Linked DNA regions of Mus musculus: regions 2 and 3 are each linked to region 1. Evidence: chromatin loops called from intact Hi-C (ENCODE). Cell type or tissue: left cerebral cortex. All regions are shown on one strand. Links, peaks and the distances in the headings refer to the core of each region. The heading gives the core; the rest is flanking DNA.

Region 1 (5,333 bases), core at 211-5,210:
GTGTGTCACTGGGGGTGAGGCTCTGAGGTTTCAGAAACACAAGCCAGGCCAATCTCTCTCTCTCTCTCTCTCTCTCTCTCTCTCTCTCTCTCTCTCTCTCTCCCTCTCCCTCTCCCTCTCCCTCTCCCTCTCCCTCTCCCTCTCCCTCTCCCTCTCCCTCTCCCTCTCTCTCTGTCTCTCTGTCTGTCTGTCTGTCTGTCTTCTCTCCCCCTTTCTGATTCCCTCTCCTCTCTCCCTACCTGCCTGCAGATCAGAATGCAATCCTCAGCCTCTGCTCCATTGCCATTCATACCCACCACGATGGCAATGGACTAAAGCCCTGAGCTGTAAGTCAGCCCCCAGTTTAACACTTTCCTTTACAGGCGTTGCTTTGGTCGTGGTGTCTGTTCGAAGCAAAGAACAGTGACTAAGACACCGAGATAATCTTCTCTCTCTCTCTCTCTTTATAAGTTAATTATCTCAAGATTATGTCATAGTGGTAGAAGGTTGACTAGCACAGAGGCTGCTGACCCCCAAGCCTTGTCCTTTCTTGTACGGCCTTGGCTGACCTCTTGCCTAGAGCTGAGATGACAGCTTGAAGGCAGGGCTGCTTAGGAAACCATAATCTCTACAAGGGAAGCCACACATCTTCTGTTTACTACTTTTATTACTTGATGGCTTGGGTACAGTCAAGGGAGGGTCATGGCAGAAGCAATCTCTGTGAGCAAATCTCAGCTCTGAGGCGTCTTAGCGTGTGATCTCATGATGATGGCAAAGGCCTCACATAGTATATCCGGACCTCCTTTCAGATCTGCACTGAACTGAAGCTCTGCTCCTAATATGGAGGTGCCATGAGGAAGGGACTCTGGCAGGTAATTAGTGTTCAATGGGTGAGCTGTGAGTGTCTTTATTAATAGAAAGAGGAGACAGCAGACATCTCTCTCTCTGCATGTGCCTGTAAGAAAAGCTATGACCAGACTCAGTGAGAAGCTGACTTTCTGTAAGCCAGCAAGAATGCCTTCCCAGAAAACAAGCTTCCAGAGCCTTGATCTGGGGTTTCCAGCATCCCAAACTATAGAGGAATCAATTTCTATCATTCAAGCCACACATCCTGTGCTCTTTTGTTATGGTGCCCCAAGTAAACCAGCACAATAATGAAGGCCACTCTCAACACTACATCAACTATTCAGTATAAGTCTATAGGAAAGATGGTTTGTTTTGTGCAATGCAAATGAGGTATGGGGAAGCCACATGCTTTAATGGTGAAAGGTATGCCTTGCATACACACAGACAGATATACAGACAGGCAGACAAACAGACAGACACTGATAAACACACACACACTGATGCACCAATGGAAAGGTTGTCCTTGTACTAGAGATTAGGGTGATACAATCCTGAGAATCAGAAAGATGCTCTCCGGGGTGATAGGATCATTCTATATCTTGTCTTACATCTTGGTGGTGTCTCTATGGGTGTATGGATTTGTCAAAATTCATCAACCTATGCACTAACATGTATGTTATATAACTTGTCACTCAAAATGATCACAAAGTTAAAACATTTTATTCTAAATGAATAAAAAGACATAAGTTGAGCTGTAAGTCTTAGTTCTGACTTCTGTCTTCACCACATATCAATTATGTGGTACTGTTTAAGGCATACAGCCTGTGACTTCATGTCTTTGGATCTTTCAGATTCCAGTTTCTCATCTTGTGTTTCTCTTTCTCTCTCCCTCTCCCTCTCCCTCTCCCTCTCCCTCTCTCTCTCATTCATGTAGCCCAGGCTAGCCTCAAACTTGCTATGAATCTGAGGATGACCTTGAATTCCTGATCCTCCTGCCTCCACCTCCCAAGTGCTAAGAAAGCAGTCTGCTATTTTCTTAAGATGTATTTCATAAAGGTAATTCATTCATTTATATGTTCATGCAATGAGTATGTAATGAACACCTGCTACATGTCAGGGTCTGATCAGGTAGACAGCAGGAAATGACCATCTGGAAAATATAGTCAAAACCCAAAGCCTACCAGGGCCCTGTGACCACAGAGTTGATTGCCTGGGGAGAGAGGAGGAGGAAGCTACAAGCAAGATGAGAGGAATGTCATCAGCTGCGTGGTGAAGGAGAAGCTCCCAGAGGAGCTTCCAAGTTTCAGAGCAGGAGGAAAGGGAATCTGTACAAAGATCAGAAGGAGTCAGGCTCTGTGTGCAAAGGGCTTGAGGACCGGGTAGAGTGTTTGCCTGGTATGCATGAGATCCCGGGTTCTAACCCCTATACCACCAAAAAGGAAGTTAATAAAACGGTGAACTTAACCCTGGGCAAAGTCAACAGGTGGCATAGAGGCCACTTGGTAAATTTCCATCATCACTGGATGCATGTGCCATTTGCCTCAGTGACTGAGCACCACAGTCTGTGTAACGTTAACAGGCTCATGGGCCAGAGACAGATGGAGCCCATCCAGCTTCCCACTGAGCTCCTGAAACGAAGACTTCTGTATAAGCATTTTGAGTTGTTCTCATGAGACGTCATGGCTAGCAGGCTGAAAAAACTGCGTGGCAATTTGCCAGCTGCCTGATTTTAAATCTAGTCCCTTCGGTGGAAAATGAAATTGAGAACAAATTTCAGAATTCTAATTGGAATCTGTCCCCTGCAGGGAGAAGTCTATTTTTAATGTTTCAATACATTACCCTGGAGAATTCTGGGAACCCAGCCTGTGTTCACATTTCATGCCAGGGAATAAAGCGAGGGGGAGGCACTAGCTTGCCTCCTAAGGATGAAGCCCACACTATCCCACAGGTCTCCATTTCTCTGAGTTTGAGCCTCAAAATCTACTGAAAGTACAAAGAGCAGGTACCCTGTGTTCAGCCGATGAAGAAGAGGAGGGAAGGAAAGAAAATTCCAGAGAGAAGTTGAAATATTGAATTTTTGTTCTCTTGACATTAAGAGTCTATTCTGAAGAGAGCTGATTTGTGTGTGAAACTTAGCCAGCGGAGGGGACAACAGGAAGGTAAGGGGAGCCCTAGCACAGTGTTCCTCTTGGTATGACAAGTCAGAGTTTGTGGGAGGAGAGAGATGATGCATTTGAGGAGATACAAGCAGGTCATGTCCAATGCTTATGACTCTTGGGGAGATGAAAAACCGTCTTTCCTGCACTCAATGGTTTGATAAAGTGCTAGAAACATCTGGATGCATTTATCACGTTTCAGAAGAAAAAGCCAACAAAAGGTGGGCTAGACAACTCCAGTGTAAGGAAAACTGACTTGGCAAATCCCCCAGCCCAAAGCCTTGAGCATTTGAGTCACAAAATGAATGTCCAACTCACTGGTACCAACCTGGTGTCTGACACCAAAATTATTTAAATTAGTTGAATTCAGATAGTTCTCAGAGGTCCAGAATGGCACTTTGTGAAAGACACCTGAGTTCTCTTGTGCGTTCTCACTTTAACCAGCCACTCCCACCTCAGAAATAAAGGACAGGCGATCCAGCCCCTGAGAGTTCCAGGAGAAAAGAGGGAAACTGATCGGTGGTATGTGTGGTTGGAAAACGTACAGCTGCAGCCAACACAGGGTTTTCAAGCAGAAGTGGGCTCTATGCGACAGGAGTTATGGTGTTGGTAGGATTTTCCCACGACTGTGTACTCTTCCTGAGATGAAATTTGGTCCTGGCTTCTCAGTTTCCCCTAACTCATGACATGCTCCATGCCACAAGGAGGCCATTGGTCATGATCAGACATGTCATGAATAGGAGGGGGTGCTTCTGGGTTCCCTGTCTCCTACTGATGATCGAGATAGTAGAGGACAAGAAAATTCTTGTTTGCCTTGAAAGTGTTTGCCTTGAAAGCATGAGGATACCAGTTGATCTCTAGAACTCTCGGTGGTGGTGGTGGTGGTGGTGGTGGTGGTGGTGGCGATTCAGGCATACTCCTGCTTACTGGGAATTCAAGAGCCAGTGAAGGGGGATGGGCAGATCCCCAGGACTCACTAGCTCTCCTGCTAGTGTACTTGCCAAGTCCCACGCCATCAAGAAACACAGTAAGGAGAGGGAGGAGAGAGAGAGAGAGAGAGAGAAAGAGAGAGAGAGAGAGAGAGAGGAGAGAGAGAGAGAGGAAGAGAAGAGAGGAGGAGAAGAGAGGATAGGATAGGATAGGATAGGATAGGAGAGGAGAGGAGACGAGACGAGACGAGACGAGACGAGACGAGACGAGAAGAACAGAGAAGAACAAAGATGAAGAGCACCTGAGGTTGTTTTCTGACCGCCACACAATGGCCTCTCATGTGTACACACCAAAGCAAAGTCTCTAATGGTAGCAGGATGGATGTCCTTTCCAATTACTAAGGTTCTTGGAGAATACAAAAGAAAAGAAAGAAAAAAGCATTTCTCTCTAACTGATGTGCTGCGTTCCTCTCTGAAGTCCCCTGTGATATACAGTTCTTGGCAAACAGGCAGAAGGAGTGGATCTGAAAGATTTATGCCTCAGGGACACTGAGTGAGTTGTTACCTGAATGGGAGCAGGGGAAGAACCAGGTGGGTTCCTCCCACCAACTGTTACAAAAACTTTCCACATAGCCTAGGGCTGGTTAACCCAGAGATTTGCAACAGCTTGCCTCTTCCAAGCTAAACACTGGGGTCTGAGTTATTAACTCCAACTAATGCAACTGCCTCGAGGAATCCAGGGCAAAATGAAACTTACAAAGGAAAACACTTAAATGTGGCGTGCAAAAGACCGTGGGATTTAGGAAAAACTCCTATTTGGAAGAGATTGATGCATGTGAGAAAGTTTTTTACAAAATCAGCCCCCTTGATATGTCTTAAGGGGCCATGTTGAAGGTAATATAGATATGAAAATGTTTGCTTGGCTGATTGGTTTTAAATTTACAAGTGACATTAAACAGCCTCACAGAAAGAAACAAAGAAGGGACATCTGGAGTCTTGGTTTCATGCTGCTCACTGATACAGAGAAGAGATGACAAGAACATAAATTCCAGACTCTGTTGTGGTATGTCACAAGGACAGTCCTTTGTTCATAAAGCATTCTTTCTACTGCTGGAAATTTCTTCATGAAATTCAGGAAACCAGCAGAGAAGATGTTGCTATAGACCACTGTTTATGTTCCACATGATACCACAGATCGACAACCTCATCCATTCTGTAGAGAGCCAATGATAAGATAGGTTGAGGACTGAAGAATTGATTCAGCCATTAAGAACACTAGCTTCTCTTGCAGAAGACCTGGGTTTGATTCCCAGCACCCACATTGCAGCTCATGACTATCTCTAACTCCAGTTCCAGGGGATCTGGCATCCTCTTCTGGCCTCCATAGGTACCAAGCATGAATGTGGTGCAGGCAAAAACATAT
Region 2 (5,333 bases), core at 142-5,141, 74 kb after region 1:
TAACATATCTAGGAACTTGAGCATGCTAGGCAAACACCATAGACTGAGACTTACAGTACCCATCCTTTAACTCCATCATCATCATCATCATCATCGCAACCACCATCACCACCATCACCATGAGTAATAGCAAATGTTCTTACAAAGCACTTCCCACTATTTAAGGGTTATGTAAGCTAACTCATTAACTTAAGTTTCATGACATCTACCCATCACATAGTCCCATGAGGCTTATTAACTTGGTGACTTACATCTATCTCCTCTCCTGGCTGACCACCCAACTCAGCTCCACCCTCTTTCTCAAGGCTGTTACTTGAAAAGGGCCTATCCTTGCAATTAGTCTAAGAAAAACAAGATTATTTAGGTTCAAAGGTCCTTTAGGGTCAAAGATGTGACATTTCTGGCCCATGATGCATTTTTAGAAAGGTGGCTTATGAAAAAAGACATTGTTCGGATTTGCTGTTCTTCATAAAAGTCACAAAGAAGAGAAAATACCTTTCTTTTTCAGGTCTTGTTAAGTGTAGAGTTATCCCTGGAACTGCTACAGTCCTTTTGCAATCATGAGGAAAGGTAGCTAGCCTGAAGACAAAATACATCAGGGAACACACCAAGAGCAGCAAGTGATTATCTCTGGAGACTTGATTCTCCCAAGCCTGGAACTGGGAAGAGAAGAGAGGAGGAGAAGAGGAGGAAGGGGAGGAGAAGAGGAGGGGAGGAAGGGAGGGGAGGAGAGGAGGGAAGGAGAAAAGGAGAGGAGGGGAAGAGAGGAGGGGAGGAGAGGAGGGGGAGGAAGGGAGGGGAGGAGAGGAGGGAGGAGGGAAGGAGAAAAGGAGAGGAGGGGAAGAGAGGAGGGGAGGAGAGGAGAGGAGGGGAGGAGAGGAGGGAAGGAGAGGAGGAGAGGAGGGAAGGTAGAGCTTTTCTTTCTTTTCTCATGTGATCCTCCACTTCCTCATTCTAAATCATCCTGGGAGAGGTTAGCTGGTTGACACAAAACAAACTCAGGAATATGTTTGTAGACTTTCTCTTTGTTTAATATTTTTGTCTCATTGGTCTTCTGCTTGTTTAAATTTTCATTTTTGTGGGGTTTGTTTTGTCTTTTGTTTTTGTTCAGAGAGAGAGAGAGACAGAGAAAAAGAGAGAGAGGATAAAGTTAGGTGGGTGGGAAGGTAGAAAGGCCCTGGGGAAGGGACTAACATGATCAAGATATATAAAAAAATTTAATTACAAAATATTCTAAATATAAAGAAAATGATTCTTTGACAACAAAAAAGAAAATAAATAAGACGAAGAAAGAATCTAAATTTATTTAGAATCACACCAATCTACCAGTGAGTACACAAAGATCATGAAGACGTTAATAACCAGCATTTGGAAGGAGAGTGATCAGTAAAAATAATAAAGTTTTTCTGACCAACATGAAGAGAAAAAAAAAGGCAAGCCTCTGACTCGTTGGCCTGCTCTTGGACTCTTTCCTTCCAATAGGTGACCTGTCCAGCTTCCAGGTGCAGCCGTTGCCTGTCTGGGGCGAGGGGGGGTGAACCTAGGACAGAGGGGAGCTTCAGGAAGCTGGGAGGACTGGAGGGAAGGAACTGTGATCAGGATGTAGCATGAGAGAAGAAACTATTTTCAATAATTTTTTTAAAAAAGAAAAGAAAAAAGACATGCACTCAACATCTTAATCCTGAGCAGACAAAGCAAGTGTTTAGGGCTCAAGGAGAGGTTATAATACAGTCAGTCCCCCATTTCAACTATGGACTACCAGCCACAGCCCAAAGGGACATGAACCATATTTCAGACCAAATGTACCTGAGAGACACATGCAGAACACTCTTTCTGATGGCATTGTTAAATAACGGTGTGTATCAAGTTGGGGAGGTGGTGTTAGGAGATCACTTGCCACAGACGCATGAGGGCCTAGAACCCACATCAAGTCAGATATCCACAGTAGTGTGCATCAAGATAGGAGGCAGAGATAGAGTCACACTCAGAAGCTCACAGGCCAACCATCCTGCCTGCACAGCAGTAAGAGATCCAGGGCAAAGAAGGAAGGCAAGGACCAACAACTGAGGTTGTCCTGTGATTTTCCTTCCCACACACTGTATCACGTAGGTGTTCCAGTGGGAGAAGGGAGCCTGTGTACACCCTTAGGACAGTAACCCTAATTAGGGCAGTCGCTCATGACATGATGTGCTTAGAAGACACATGATAATTAAAATAAGCCAGTCAGAGAAGACAAATGCCACATGATCCCAGTTATACATGGAATATCAAAAAGTAGAATTCACTGAAAGAGACCAGGGCTGGCAAGATGGCTCAGTGGTAAGAACACTGACTGCTCTTCCGAAGGTCCTGAGTTCAAATCCCAGCAACAACAAAGTGGCTCACAACCATCTGTAATGAGATCTGATGCCCTCTTCTGGTGCATCAGGAGACAGCTACAGTGTACTTATTTATAATAATAAATAAATCTTTCAAAAAAGAAAAAAGGAAAAAGAAAAAAGAAATAGACCAGAATGGCAGCTATCAAAGGCTAAAGATTATTGGGGGTATGCTGTTCATCAGACATGAAATCAGTTAGAAAAAAATTTATTTAAATATCACATATCTAATATTTTAATAAATATATACATAATTATATATTTAAGTAGTATATATTTATATTAAAACAATTTAATTAAGACTCTATGGTATATCACAGTGACTGTAGTTCATCACAATATATTATTCATTTGAAAATTTCAGAGTCACCTTAGTTAATTAATTAAATTGCAGAAAGGTTAGGTCTTAAATGTTCTAATCATGAGAAAAGAATGTGAGGCAACGTATGTTGATTACTAATTTAGCCATTTTACAATATAGTATATAAATATGGACATGTCATATACAATACATGTAAATTTGGATAGTCAATTCAATTACAAGCCTATCTTTAAATATACTATTAACCCTGGAAATCCTACAGCACTTGGCAAAGTCATGGCTACAATCAAAACCATTGTGCATATCAAGATCCATCATTTACCCTGGGCATCTGTCTGGTTACAGGTATAGTGCCAAGGCTAACTATAAGTGCGGATTATAGCACTTTGAAGAATAGTAGTGGGCTGTCTGGTGTGGGAGTTCATGTCTGTGATGCTCAGGAAGCTGAGGTAAGATCACACAAATGAGATCAGTCTGAGCTTTCATAGCAGAATGCTGTCCCCATCACCACCACCACCAAGAGAGAGGGGGGAGGGAGGGAGAAGAGGAGAGGGGAGAGGGAGAGGGAGAAGGAGAGGGAGAGGGAGAGGGAGAGGGAGAGGGAGAGGGAGAGGGAGAGGGAGAGGGAGGGAGGGGGAGGGGGAGGAGAGGGAGAGACAGGGAGAGGTGATCACAGGAGATGGACAGAGGAGAGGCAAGGGAGACACAAGAGACAAAAATGTTATCCTAGCAGAGTACTGTCCTTAGTCACCTGTCCATGTGTCCTGGAACTGGCAACAGCAGCAGTCCAAGCCACAGGGTAAGCCACAAGAGTGAATGGAGGAGACAGCTGTAGAGCAAGGTCACCAAATGGGAGGAGGTCTGAGCAAAGGGAAAGACCAGGGACCAGACAACTGACTAACCTAAGCCCTGAACAGCTATGTTAGCAATGTCGCTGGTGTAGGTCCTGTGTGTTCAGAGACATGTGAGAGCCGATCTGTTTTTCCAATATGGAGGCCTCCCATATAACCAGGGTGAGTAAATGGGGGTCATGGCCTCTGTGCTAGGAGAGGCTAGAGAAAGAAAATCAAAGAACCCCAGAAACTAGGCAGCATTTCAGAAAGGTGGCCGAGTGTGATCAATAGCTTCCTTACTGGTGGTAGATAAGAAGTGGTGGACACAATACCCCCAGAAGAGCCAAGCCACCACAATGCTGAGCTTATCCCAGGCCAACAATATGGCTCAATAAAGGTGCTTACCACCAAGCCTGAAGAGCTAAGCCTGAAGTGGCTCACCAGGATCCACATGGTAGAATGACCTCCACATGTGCACCACGTGACCCCATCCCCCTCTTAAATAAATTAATTAATTAATAGAGGTAAATATATATTTTTTTACATATTTTTTTAAAAGTTCATCCCACTATGAATACAGGACCAAAGTCACGAGCTTCCTGTCTGGAGTTTCCATTTATAAGAAAGGCCTGGTCCAGCTGGTTGGCATGTCCCGAGTGAGGCATAACTCAGAGAGCAGAACACAGGTCAGCTCAGTACAGGCCAGAGGTTTCCACTGCCCCGCTGGCAGGGGCTGCCCACATTCTTCTCCTCCTGTTTTTCCTCTTAGAATGTGTTTTTATTGTCCTTATCTCCAGCAGCAGAGGGGAGAGCCAGCTGAATGGGGGGCTGACCTAGGTGGAATTTGGAAACCATACACGAGACTGTTTTCTCCACCTAAATTCAGCCTCATGCCACCCATAAAAAGGCAGAGGCTGGGGGAGGTAGAGTGGAGAGAGAGCTATTCTCTGGTGGGAACACGAGGTACTGGGAAGCTGAGGGTGTGGCTCAGAGGACTGATGGAGTTCAAGTTATGAGTCACAGTGGAGACAGGAGCTGAGCTCACATCCAGAAAGACTCAGACTAGGCTGCGAAACCCCAGGCCAGAATGACACCCCATCTTTCTACAGGGAACGAAGGAATGGAAGAGCAAGCTCTTCCCAGTGGAGAGGGTTCCCCCTGAATCTAGAACAGGAAATGAGGAAAGTGATTTGCAAATGTTTCTCCATGGCAGCTCAGCCCATGCATATGTCAAATATAGTGCTTTGCCCCCACCCTCCTTGTCCCAGATGTCCATCCTTAAGGTCCAATGAGGACATTCTCTCTCCTACTCCTGAAATAGTAAGACTATTTCTTAGGGAGAGTGAGATTTGATTTCTGCCCGGCATGTGCCCCGTTCAATACATTGCTATCAAGGTGGGTGTATGAGCAAGGGTTGGAGAATATGGCCCAGTGGCATCCCCTCCTCCTCTTGAGGATAAGGAAGCTTCTTGTGGGGCTGATACAAGGTAAGGAATGGAAGAAAAGGATGGCATAGTAGATTAGACGGTAGAGCAACCACGAATGCCCACCAGTGGGTAAATAAAGAAACTGGTCTGTGTATAAGAGGAAATCTTGGCACCTGTTCTACACGGATGCATCTTGCAAACGTTAAATGATGTAAGCCAATCACGTAAGACAAAGACTGGACTGCTGAGCTGGCCTGGTGGGAAAAGACACTTGCTGGCAAACCTGACCACTTGGGTTTGATCCCCAAAATTCACATACCATCCCATGAAGTTACAATGTCTTAGAAGCAGTGCTACATCCACAAATGTCATG
Region 3 (5,333 bases), core at 142-5,141, 150 kb after region 1:
ACACACATGTGATATGCTCACACACATGTGATATACTCACACACATGTGATATGCTCACACGTGTGCACACATATGATATGCTCACACACATGTGATATGCTCACACACCTGTGATATGCTCACACACATGTGATATGCTCACACACATGTGATATACTCACACACATGTGATATGCTCACACGTGTGCATGGGCTTGCAAGGGCCAGAGGTCAACATCTGGTAGCTTCCTCAGTCACTAACCCTGTTCTGTTCTTTTGTTTGCTTTTTGTGTTTTGTTTTGTTCTGAAACAGTCTCTTTGAGCCTCGGGGGTCCTCCCATCTGTACCTCCTCTGAGCTGGAATTGGAGGTGTATGCTTCATGCCCAGGTTTTCATTTGGACCTGCAGTTTTACTCACTGGGCTATCTCCCCAGCCCCCTTCTCATAAATTCTTTGTGTCTGCCACTCAGTAACAGTTCCAGTAACTAGCTATTTGTTTTCCTTTTTAAGATTTAATTTGTAAGTGTGTGTGTGTGTGTGTGTGTGTGTGTGTGTGTGTGGTATGTGTGCATCTGTGGGGGTAATATATGTATATGTGTACAGGTACCCACAGAGACCAGAGGCAGGTCTGTAGATCCCTGGAGCAGGAGTAACAGGAGGCTGTAAGTCACCTGCTGTGGGATCTGGGAACTCATTTCAGGTCTTCTGGAAGAGGAGCCCTGTGCCTTTCCATCTCCCTCAGTCTTGCCTTAACTTCCATGAGAGCAGGAATTTTATCTCGATGATCACTGAGTCCTCCCGGCCTAACTGACTCAGTCAGAAGGGAATTCAGTATCTCCTATTGGGTGGTTCTCTTTTCTGTCCTTCTGACTAATGGCTCACCCCTGCCTCATCTTTGAGATGTTCACATCTTGTTTAAAGTACTTATTAGCCCTCCTGTGTTTCAGTTGTCTATTACCACAGGATAAACACACACACACATTCAGTGACTTTTTTGAGCCAGGGTCTTATGTAGCCCAGACTGGCCTTGAACTCTATCTGCAGCTCAGGGGTGAACATGAACTCCTGATCTTCTGCCTCTACCTCCCCACACCAGGATTACAGGCATGTGTACATTACCTGGATTACAGGCATGTGTACATTACCTGGTCTACACAGTGCCAGTCTACACAGTACCTGGTCTAAACAGTGCCAGGCCTCATGCTCACAAGGCAAGCACTCTACCCACCGACCTCCTCCACAGCACTGATCCATCGCTTCCTATGAGTCTATGGGTTAATGGGCTCAGCTCACCAGTTCTCCTGGATCCGGGTCATACATGCTGCTGACTTCTGCTGGAGCTCAGCTGGGCAGAACACCCATGGAGACATCACTCAGAAGACAACAGCTGGTGCTAGTCTTTGCTTGGGCCTCTGGTTCTCCCCATCATGACCTTCCTCCTCCGCAAACTAAAGAGGGGTTCTCAGGATGTGGCAGCTGGGCTCTGAGAGAGCAGAAGTTATGTAGACATGGGATTCTGGCAATGCTGCCTCTGTTCCATGCTGTTGACCAATGCAAGCCATGAGGACACCCCAGATCCAAGGGAGGGAAACAGAATCCACCTGTCAGTGGAGAGGCATGTACAGCAAAGGGAGAAATAGTTGAGCCAAGAGTGGTAGCTTATACTTATAGTCCCAGCACTGGGGAGACTGAGGCACAAGGACCGACAGAGTTTGAGAGCAACTTAGGCTCTATAGTGAGTTTCAGGCCAACATGGACACCAACCCTATCTCAAACAAACAAACAAACATGATGGTAATCTCCCATTGTGATCATTGTAGGATCTTTGTTTATGTTGAAGGAGTCACTCTATTCCAAAATGTTTGGCAGCTTATTGTCCTTCCTAATAAATAAGCATGATATCGTCCCCCTCCCCCTCCCCCTTCCCCTCCCCCCTCCACCTCCCCCTCCCCCTCCCCCTCCCCCTCTCCCTTTCTCACCTGTTGAACAACTGAGGAGATAATGCCATTAAAGCTTACACTGACCGAGGGCTCGAGGGCTCGGGTGTAGCTAAGCAGGAGAACACGTTCCCAGCATGCACAAGGCCTGGCATCAGTTCCAGCACTGACATCAGTTATTAATAGATAAAAATGAAACTTCTGTTTAGAAGGAATTGGATTGCAATATGTTGTTCAATTAGTATGCACTTGCCTAGCATACATGAAGCCTAGGCAACAAGTTCAAAGCCATTCTAAGCTATACAAAACCCACTTAAATAACAACAATGTAGTGGCACATACCTGTAATCCCAACAACTCTCAGAGGGATGAGGCAGGAGGATTGAAGTTAAGGCCAACCTGGACTACACAGAGAACTATTGTCTTAGGGAAAACAAACAAACAAAAAGGGGGAGTTGTGGGGAGAGCTTTGACATTTCCTTGACAGGGATGGTCTCTTCCTATTCAGAAGGAAAATTCCCTGTTGCAGAACTTGGTATTTCCTATGAATGTCCCCTGCAGGAATGCCCTGTTGAGAGGCTGTTGGGGTTTTATCAGCTAATGTTTATATTCATTAGGTTTGAGTGTTTGCTGTAACAAACCTTATATTTTCACCCTAACATATGGGACTTTAATTCTTACACCTCTGACCTCCCAGTGCATGTCCAAGTCTGAGGGCACTAGGCTCCAGACAACCTGCTAGGACTCAGGGCAATGGCAGCTCCACCTTCTTCAGCCCTTGACTTCCAAAGCTTACGGAGGAGAAATAAAATGAGGATTTGGATTTGTTGTTGTTGTTGGAGGTCAAGTCTAGAAGTTGTATACATCACTTCATTTTGCATTTCATAGCCACAGCTTGGTCATGTAGCCTAATGCTGAAAACCCTCAAATATTCTCCAGCTGTGGACACAGAAAAGAGAAAGTCATTTCCATGATGGCCACCATAAAGTGCACACTGTGCCTGATGCACAAGGCTCAGGATCTTTAGGAGTCCTGGGAAGGACATGGTGAAAGTGTAGGAGACTTAATGTTTAGAAGCCAGGCGTGGTAGCACACGCCTTTAATCCCAGCACTCGGGAGGCAGAGGCAGGCGGATTTCTGAGTTCGAGGCCAGCCTGGTCTACAAAGTGAGTTCTAGGACAGCCAGGGCTACACAGAGAAACCCTGTCTCGAAAAAAAAAAAAAAAAACCAGAGAGAGAGAGAGAGAGAGAGAGAGAGAGAGAGAGAGAGAGAGACTGTTTAGTGTTTAGGTTTGTGCACAGTGCCATCTGCTGCTCAGAAGAAGAAACTGGAAGTGGATAGCACTGGACCTGGGACTCACATTAGAAGAATCAGAAAATGGAGCTACTTCACTCAAATCTTACCTGGTTTGGTAACCAATGATATCCATAAAACTGTTAATTTTTTAGTTTTAACAAACACCAGCTGTGCTGGTTAGTCTTTGTCAGCTTGACACAAGCTAGTTATTTGGAAAGAGGAACCACAATTTGAGAAAATGCCCCCATCAGATTGCCTGTAGGCTAGTCTGTGGAATCGTTTTGTTGTTTGTTTGTTTGTTTGTTTGTTGTTTTACTAAGTGATTGATGTGCACAGACCCAGGCCACAGAAGTGGTGCCATCCATGGGCAGGTGACCCTGCATGGTCAAAGAAGGCTGAATAAGCCATAAAGGGCAGGCCAGTAAGCAGCACCTACTCCTCCATGGCCTCTGCCTCAGTTCCTGCCTGAAGAACCTGCCCTGCTTGAGTTCCTGCCCTGACTTCCATCAATGATGGATTGCTACCTGGAGGTATAAGGTAAAATAAATGCTTTCATCTCCAAGTTGCTTTGAGTCATGGTGTTTTATCACAACAATAGAAACCCTAAATAAGACACCAACAAAATACCGTGAAGATGGAGCACAGGAGTTGTTTGGTGTTGGTTTATCTTCCTTTGGCTTTAAGCTATGAAGCAAACACAGGAATGAGAATCAAGAAGACCATGTGAAGACTCAGATGTAGGGATACAGCTATGTTATTACAACGGGTAATGGAATGCTTAAATAGGATGGAAAGATCTAGATCTAACCCCAGTTCATCTTGGTTTTAGGGTGAGGGAATGGGTAACTTTTAAATCTTTCCAGCTGAGAATTGTAAACAAAGCATAGATAACACATTTCAAGATGGCAGTTGAAGCCAATGAACATACTGGATCCCTCTGGGACTATGTTTTGTTGGTTTTTTGTTTTGTTTTGTTTTGTTTTGTTTTTGTTTTTTTTCTTAATTTGGTTTGTTTTCCTTTTTTAAAAAAATCCAAATCCTTGTGTTATGATTTCCACATCTAAAACATCTGCCACTTACAAGGTTCTGAATATGCATGTGCTCATAAGTTGGAGAGATGGGACTTGCTAACTAATTATAAGTTGGTGGTAAAGGGATAGATTTGCTAGCTTGGTATGACTGATGAAGTTCTATTATCAATCATGATCAATAGCTAATCAACTACTGAGTATCATCTGTGAGTTAAGAACATGCTACTTGCTGTACATGTATTTATATTAATTTGTGTGTTCTACAATTTGTATGTTAGATCATACGTGCAGAGCCCTCCTGAATGGGACTAGTATAAAAGATACTCATAGGAGCTCTTTGCCTTTCATCAGACGTACGCACAGTAAAAAGGAGCCACCAGCTCACCAAGCCTGTCAGAGACCTTGGCCTCCAGCATTCTGAGAAATAAATCACTGTTATTTATAAACCACCCAGCCTATGGTATTTTGTTATAACTGCCCAAACAGACAAAGGCACCCTGGAGACAGGCAAAGACACTCTCTGGAGAGTATTATTGTTAGGCCACAGCCTTCCTGAGAACAAAGACTCAGGAAGAAGTGGAAGTATGGAAGAAGGGAAACTGTCAGGCAAGTAACTGACTGTCAAAATTGGGTGCTATGCTCTGGTCCCAACGTGCAGGCAGGCTGCTGAAACAAGACATTTCCCAGTGTGTGGTGCTGACCTTAGGTGAGCCCTCTCTGTTCTCTCCTCTGCTCAGTTCTCCCTCCCTCAGGCATTGATATCAAGATAGCTTTGGAAGCCAAATATTGAAGGTGATGGAGCCTTCTTCAGTGTTCATCTTTGACTTAAAAAATTAACATGTGTGTGTACATGTGTGCACACACATGTATGCATGTGTGCATGCATGCATGCATGAGTGTGTGTGTGTGCACGCACATGCATGCGCGCATGCGTTTGAGTTTTACATATGAGCCAACTTGCAGGTATCAATTCTCTCCTTCCACCATGTGGGTCCTGGGATCAAGCTCAGGTTGTCTGGCTTGGTGGCAAACTCCCTTATTGTCTGAATCATCTCACTAGCCCAACCTTTTACTTTTGAAATAGATCT

What was found. Hi-C counts contacts between places; a loop is a spot of excess contacts. Peaks named below come from ENCODE experiments on the same cell type or tissue, not always from the same donor. Only the 100,000 strongest peaks of a DNase experiment are listed, where the experiment ranks them.
Region 2: it touches region 1 in a loop (2.6-fold over the local background); 4 of 42 quality-filtered maps call a loop at or near these places.
Region 3: a loop joins it to region 1, with 3 times the contacts of the local background. A loop is called at or near these places in 7 of 42 quality-filtered maps.

What each region holds. Positions count from the first base shown.
Region 1 is chr2:5,238,920-5,244,252 of GRCm38, reverse strand. No RefSeq gene overlaps it. Among named protein-coding and RNA genes, the nearest start is that of Gm23118, 19 kb to the left of the region's middle. In left cerebral cortex, for the core only: no CTCF peak of the experiment used is centred there; a DNase peak (open chromatin) is centred at 2,578; H3K27ac peaks cover 1,000 bases.
Region 2 is chr2:5,165,185-5,170,517 of GRCm38, reverse strand. The region is part of intron 2 of Ccdc3 (coiled-coil domain containing 3); the gene reads right to left. Among named protein-coding and RNA genes, the nearest start is that of Ccdc3, 30 kb to the right of the region's middle. In left cerebral cortex, for the core only: a CTCF peak has its summit at 2,458 (motif pointing left); DNase peaks (open chromatin) are centred at 4,585 and 5,099; H3K27ac peaks cover 83 bases.
Region 3 is chr2:5,088,478-5,093,810 of GRCm38, reverse strand. No RefSeq gene overlaps it. Among named protein-coding and RNA genes, the nearest start is that of Gm39755, 12 kb to the left of the region's middle. In left cerebral cortex, for the core only: a CTCF peak has its summit at 3,247 (motif pointing left); a DNase peak (open chromatin) is centred at 3,241.